Regions from separate parts of the Homo sapiens genome. Here region 1 is linked to region 2. Evidence: read pairs that join two places in POLR2A ChIA-PET (ENCODE). Cell type or tissue: CD4-positive, alpha-beta T cell. All regions are shown on one strand. Each heading gives the region's core, and the rest is flanking DNA. Links, peaks and the distances in the headings are about the cores only.

Region 1 (2,900 bases), core at 144-2,643, 290 kb after region 2:
AGGCCACAGCACGTCACAGAGGACTGAAGGGGCTGAGGCGAGAGGGAGGTTGGGCAGAACTGTTACACATCGGTCCTCCAACTCTGATGAGCCTCTACCTCTTCTGGTACCACCAGCAGGAGTTCACAGTTCTTTCCTCGCAAATGATGTTTTAGAAACTTCCTATGGAAAAAGAGATAGAGAAAATGAAATGCTGGCAAGTTGCAAATTCCAGTCTCAGGACCACAAAGTCACCTGAAACCTCACTCTACCCTCGGCAGTCCAAAACACATCCCTGTAGTCATCTGGTTTTGGAGGGTTCCACATTTGGTTACCCTCCAATCTGTCCAGTTAAAATTCCAACCTGAATTTTGCTCATCCTTGTAGTTACTGCCAAGAGTAGCTGGATCTGTGAATAACAGTACCCAAAGTATATAAAGGACTTTTTCTTGGTTTGTTTGGAGACGGAGTTTCGCTCTTGTCGCCTGGGCTGGAGTGCAATGGCATGATCTCGGCTCACTGCAACCTCTGCCTCCCAGGTTCAAGTGATTCTCCTGCCTCAGCCTCCTGACCAGCTGGGATTACAGGCGTCCGCCACCACGCCTGGCTAATTTTTGTATTTTTAGTAGAGACAGAGTTTCACCGTGTTGGTCAGGCTGGTCTCGAACTCCTGACCTCAGGTGATCCACCCGCCTTGGCCTCCCAAAGTGCTGAGATTACAGGCGTGAGCAATCGCCTCTAAAGAACTTTTACAAATGTTCTTTGGTCCTGGGGAAATTCAGTGCTCCCTGGCCTGCATGTTTGTCTTCCTTTCTATGAACTGGCAACTACACTGTCTCAGTTGTCTTAAATAGAGAGAACGTTACAATGCCAGCCCCACCAGACTAGAAGGCTGGTATCCCAGGCTGGGCATCTTCCCTACCAAAAGGACTTAAAAGTACTGATGCGCCATTGAAGATTAAGGTCAGGTCCGAGACACTATGATTCTAAGGCAGGGAGAGAATCCAAGGGCACAGGAATTTCATTTCCTTTGTCAAATAACCAGAGATGAGCTCAGTGTCCCCAACCTAAGAAATGAAGCAGCCTAGCAACTTAGTCACAAAAGGTGCCGATTACCTGAGCTCGCTCTCGCCTCCAATCCACTCGGGCATCTTGAGTTTGGAGTCGAGGTTGTAGTAGGCCCCTCCCACCTCTCGAACACAGATCCAGTGCTGCCTTTTGAGGGGCAGTTTCAGTGGACCCCAGCATAGGCTGGAGGGCAGATTCATGATGAAGCCCATGACGTTAGTGAGGGCAATGACACCGACATCCCTGCAGGGGAGAAATGGTGGCAGGCTCTGATGCAGCCCATTTTCCAAGGTTCCCTGGCTGTAATACCACAACTGGCTACCTCCCCACTCATGCCATGAGCCCAAGTACTAAAAGCTTATACCACAACCGTGCTGTTCTCCATCAAGTCAAGCCTGATTCAGATTACCTGCGCTTGTCCCACCAAACAGCTTCATAGCCTTTGGTCTGAAGTGCTGCCATAATGACATTCACATCGTAGTTGCCATTTCCCAGCATGCTCTTCTTGTGAGGTGTCACCATGGTGTTTGGAGACAACCTACCAATGTGAAAAGAGGAGGGCTGAGACTTGCTGGATGCCTGAACCCCCTGACCCCGCACTACCAGGGATGGAGAGCACTTTACATCACTGCCCCTGGAAGTTAGTTTCCCCACATTCAAGTGCAATTTCCCCAGCTTCTACCTAAGTATTTTGTAAGTGTTCCATGAAGGTGACTCACTTATGAAATCCCAGCCTCCTGCAGCCTTTCTGCTCTTCCTCCTGATACTGATTTTCCTGCCTCATGCAAGCCTTTTTTTTTTTTAACATTGGAAAATAGGATTCAATCTTTTCATTTGCATGGATAGTAACTGGTGTCACTCCTGCTTTCTAGTTAAGGCCTGCAAACTTGGTAATCATTAATCATTAAATACTCAAAGGCATACAGGAGCCTAGACAGGTGACATAAATGTATAAACTGGGGTTGGATATAAGGCAATAAAAAGTAGTGAGGCCTACTGGAATGCACGACCCACCTAAAGGCATTCTGTGTGTGTGTGTGTGTGTGTGTGTGTGTGTGTGTAGTACTTGAATAAATTTTTCTTAAAATACCCAATAAATCAACTGAAAAAAAATTTGTGCCAGGCAAACAAAACTCAGCTGCAGCACTGGTTTGCCCACCCAGCTTGAAGCCATTTACTTCCAGGTTTCTTTAGCCAGTCTGTATTTTAAGACAAGGTCCATGCTGAAGGCATTTCTAATTCTATTATTTTACCTTCATAAACTTGTCAGGCCAGGAGCTGGGGAAAGGCCATTTTGAAGGAAGGGTTCAAGGGGCATACCTTTGGGCTTCGTGTGAAGGGGAGAAAGGGAAGTGTGGCGAGTTCCTCAGGACATAAAGTGCATGATCAAGAGGCTACTACATGCCATCTCCAGAAAAGAATCAAGACGTTAGGCCAAGGATGTCAACTCTAAAAAACTTAAGAAATCTTGTATTTTTAAAATTTTTCTGTGCACAGCAGAAATACTGGTATTTTTTTTCTTTCTTTTTTTTTTGAGTCGGAGTCTTGCTCTGTCGCCCAGGCTGGAGTGTGATGGCGCGATCTCAGCCCACTGCAACCTCCGTCTCCTGCGTTCAAGTGATTCTCTTGCCTTAGCCTCCCAAGTAGCTGGGATTACAGGCACCCGCCACCACGCCCACCTAATTTTTGTATTTTTAGTTGAGATGGGGTTTCACTACGTTGGCCAGGCTGGTTGGTCTCGAACTCCTAACCTTGTGATCCACCCGCCTCAGCCTCCCAAAGTGCTGGGATTACAGGTGTGAGCCACTGAACTCAGCAATACTGGTATTTTTCAAATATAAAACATACTCCTG
Region 2 (2,900 bases), core at 179-2,678:
CGCTGTCGGGTCTTGCCCCTCGGGCGGTACCGCCCAGGCAGCCCTAAATCCAGCCTCCCAGGCCCCCAGCAGCGCCCTCCGCCCCTCCACCATCCCGTCCGGCTCGCAGTCGGGGCCAAATCGAGAGACAAGAGGGCTGTGCCTGAAACTGAGCGGTTTCACCACTTGGCACCTCCTGGCAGAAACTTCCCTTTAAAAAAAGAAAAGAAAAAAAAAAAAAGCAGCAGCACTTTTGGGCTAGCATTTCAATCCTTCCTGCCCTTTAGAGTTCCCAGTTCTGCTTCCAGCTGCCTTTGGGTGTTCCACTACAATTGAGTTGTAAAGATATTCTTTAAGTGTTTATAGAACATTAAGACTTAAGAAAAATCTTTAAAATTAGAGGAGGGAAAAAAAAGCCACCTTATCGCACACATCCAGGAAACGCAGCCCCGTGCATCCCTGCTCAGGGATAAGCAGGCGCCCCAGGACTCCCGGGGACAGATTTTTGGGCACCCGAGGGAGTCACCCGGCGCACCTCGGGGTCCGCGGAGAGGCCCAGCCCCTCCCGCGGTCCCTTAGACGCGCCCTCCGCCTGGCCCGTGTGGACCGTCCCGGCCATTGTTTACGGGGGAAGCCTGTCCCGACGCATTGTTTTGGCCATTTCCAACTTCCCCCGGCCCTTCCCGGGGTATCGCGGGGGACCCTACGCCAACGTCCCCCCTCCGCCCGCGCCCCAAGGGCCGACTGGGCAAATTGGGAGACCCGCCCCGCGGGGCGACCCAACTTTTCGGAACAGCCCCCCACCGCCCACCCCCGCAGACCCCCGGACCCCCGCTCCCGGCGGAGATTCAGGGAACCCCGCACCCCAAGCCCTTCTGAATCGTGCGGCGTGAGTGTGACGGCCAAGAGCGGATGCAGCCCGGGATCGCCCGCACCTTCCCGCCAGCGGAAGCGCAGGAGCCGGCTGGGGAGGGGGCGCCCTAGAAAGAGCAGCTAGAAAGCTGAGACGGGGAACTGAGGTCATCCTGGGGGGGGACAAGACAACGAGAGCCGGGCGCCTCGGGGGCGGCGCGGGAGCCTCCGCAGGACCAGGCGGGCGCCCCGGCTGGCGCGGGCGGGGGGCGCCCCCCTTTACCTGTGGCTCCGGCCCCTCGGCCATTTCCTCGCGCGGCGGCTGCCGGGACTGAGCTGACTCCACTCGGGCCGGCCGGGTTTGAAAGAGGAGGAGCGGGCGCGGAGGGGAGGGGGCGGGGAGGGCGGAGGGAGGGAGGCCTCGCGCAGTTTTCTCGGCCTTTTGTGCGGACACCTCCCGGATTCCGCGCCCGCACCCGGCCCCCCAAAAGACACGGGGAGCCGCAAGCGAGGGGTGCAGCCATCTGCCGAGGCGCCTAGTGCCTTCGCGCCTCCAAGACCCCCAACAAAAAAGGAGCGTCCCGCACCCCCACCCCCGCCCGGAGGATTTAGGGGCCGGGCTCACCTCGGGCGCGGGGCTAAGTGCAGGCGCGGGGGGGGTCCCTAGAGCCGCCAGGGCGCGGCGCGTCCGGCGCTGGGGGACTGTTGGGTCAGAAAGTGTTCAGGGAGCAGCTGCTGCGCCCTCCCTCGGCCCGCCGCTCGGAGACGCCCCGCCCCGCCCCACCCCGCCCCCGCGCCCACGTGACTAGCATAGGCCCGCCCCCGCTCCGCCCCCCGCCACAGACTCCGCCTCCGGGACGCGAGCGAGCGGCGAGCGCGCGCACTCCCAGTTATCGCTCGGCGACTCCCGCGCACGCACGCGCCGTGCCACCCTCCCCGCGCCCCCCGCCCCATACCCCTACTCCCGCCATCCGATTTAACGTGGCGGGCGAGCGCCGCGGCGGTAGCCGTGACAGGTACCCGGCGGGGGGGGCGGGGGGGGCCGCGAGGGTGTGCGCAGGCGCAGACCCGGGTCCCGTCCCCGCCGCCCCCTCCTCTGCAAGGTGTGCCCGGGCGAGGGGAGGGGCCCGCGGCCCGAACTCCTGGGTCACCCCGAATTACAAACAAAACCTTAACGCCGTTGCTCGCGGGTTAGAAGGCAGCTGTGCGCGAAAAACACCTCAGATTTTCTTCAAGCGTGAGGAAGGTCGAGAAGATAAAGTTTTTAAATGAGTATCTTCAGAAAGCTATTTAATTGTTCTGATTTTTTTTTTTCTGAAAGGACTGGGCTTGCGCTATTCTAACTTGAGATTTCTAAACTTAGACTAGGTTCCAAGAATCTACTTGGTTTTGATAGAAATCCATTTGGAGGAAACCGGGGACAAAAAAAAACAAAAAACCGCTACCCTTTCCCCTCCTCCCTACGCACAACTCATTTAAATCGTTTCCCAACTGTTTTTTTTTTCTTACTGAAAAAAAGGACAAAAAAAATCCTGATTCCTAAGGCCTGTGATATTTCCCCATTTTAAGTAAGCCTCGAGGAACCACAGACATAACAAACATATCCACAATTTTTCTACCCCAAAATGCAAACTAATGCAAATGTGAAATGGATCTATGCAAGTCGCTACCAACAAAATAGCCAAATATTTGTTTTTTTACTGGCCTTCGGCATATCCAAAATGAAAAAACTTTAAAACACATCAAGAAAAGCATTTAAAATATCTATTTCCTAAATCAAAAGAAAGAACGCACTACAGAAACGATCCGGAGCTGGTGAGCAATGCAATCTTAATAAATAGGAAAAGGAATTTGAGAAGACAGCTCAGCAAAGGGGAAGAATTTGCCAAGTGTCATGTTTTGCTGTCATTTTATATATAACTACTAACCCCCCATATGGTCTGGTTAGTCTTTTTTAAAAAGGAAGCCAATCAATTACTCACAATTAATTAGCAGTGCCGGTAGATTCTTAGGCCAGCACTAAAAAACTAAATTGGGTGAATTTTTTTTCACTCAAGTCCACTGATATT

What was found. ChIA-PET counts read pairs that join two places held together with the same protein. Peaks named below come from ENCODE experiments on the same cell type or tissue, not always from the same donor. Only the 100,000 strongest peaks of a DNase experiment are listed, where the experiment ranks them.
Region 1: POLR2A ChIA-PET joins it to region 2 with 11 read pairs; 4 of 35 experiments call an interaction of 5 or more read pairs at or near these places.

The regions. Positions count from the first base shown.
Region 1 is chr22:38,687,840-38,690,739 of GRCh38, forward strand. JOSD1 (Josephin domain containing 1) reads right to left here. Exons shown (of 5, transcript NM_001360236.2): 3 at 1,457-1,585; 4 at 1,096-1,290; 5 at 1-162. The coding sequence ends at 63. Among named protein-coding and RNA genes, the nearest start is that of TOMM22, 7.3 kb to the left of the region's middle. In CD4-positive, alpha-beta T cell, for the core only: no CTCF peak of the experiment used is centred there; no DNase peak of the experiment used is centred there.
Region 2 is chr22:38,397,324-38,400,223 of GRCh38, forward strand. It overlaps TPTEP2-CSNK1E (TPTEP2-CSNK1E readthrough), which reads right to left and starts at 1,592. Exons shown (of 15, transcript NM_001289912.2): 1 at 1,115-1,592. It also overlaps the pseudogene TPTEP2. RefSeq lists an enhancer at 321-1,104 and a silencer at 1,370-1,649. In CD4-positive, alpha-beta T cell, for the core only: no CTCF peak of the experiment used is centred there; DNase peaks (open chromatin) are centred at 538, 958, 1,178 and 1,668; H3K4me3 peaks cover 2,160 bases; H3K27ac peaks cover 411 bases.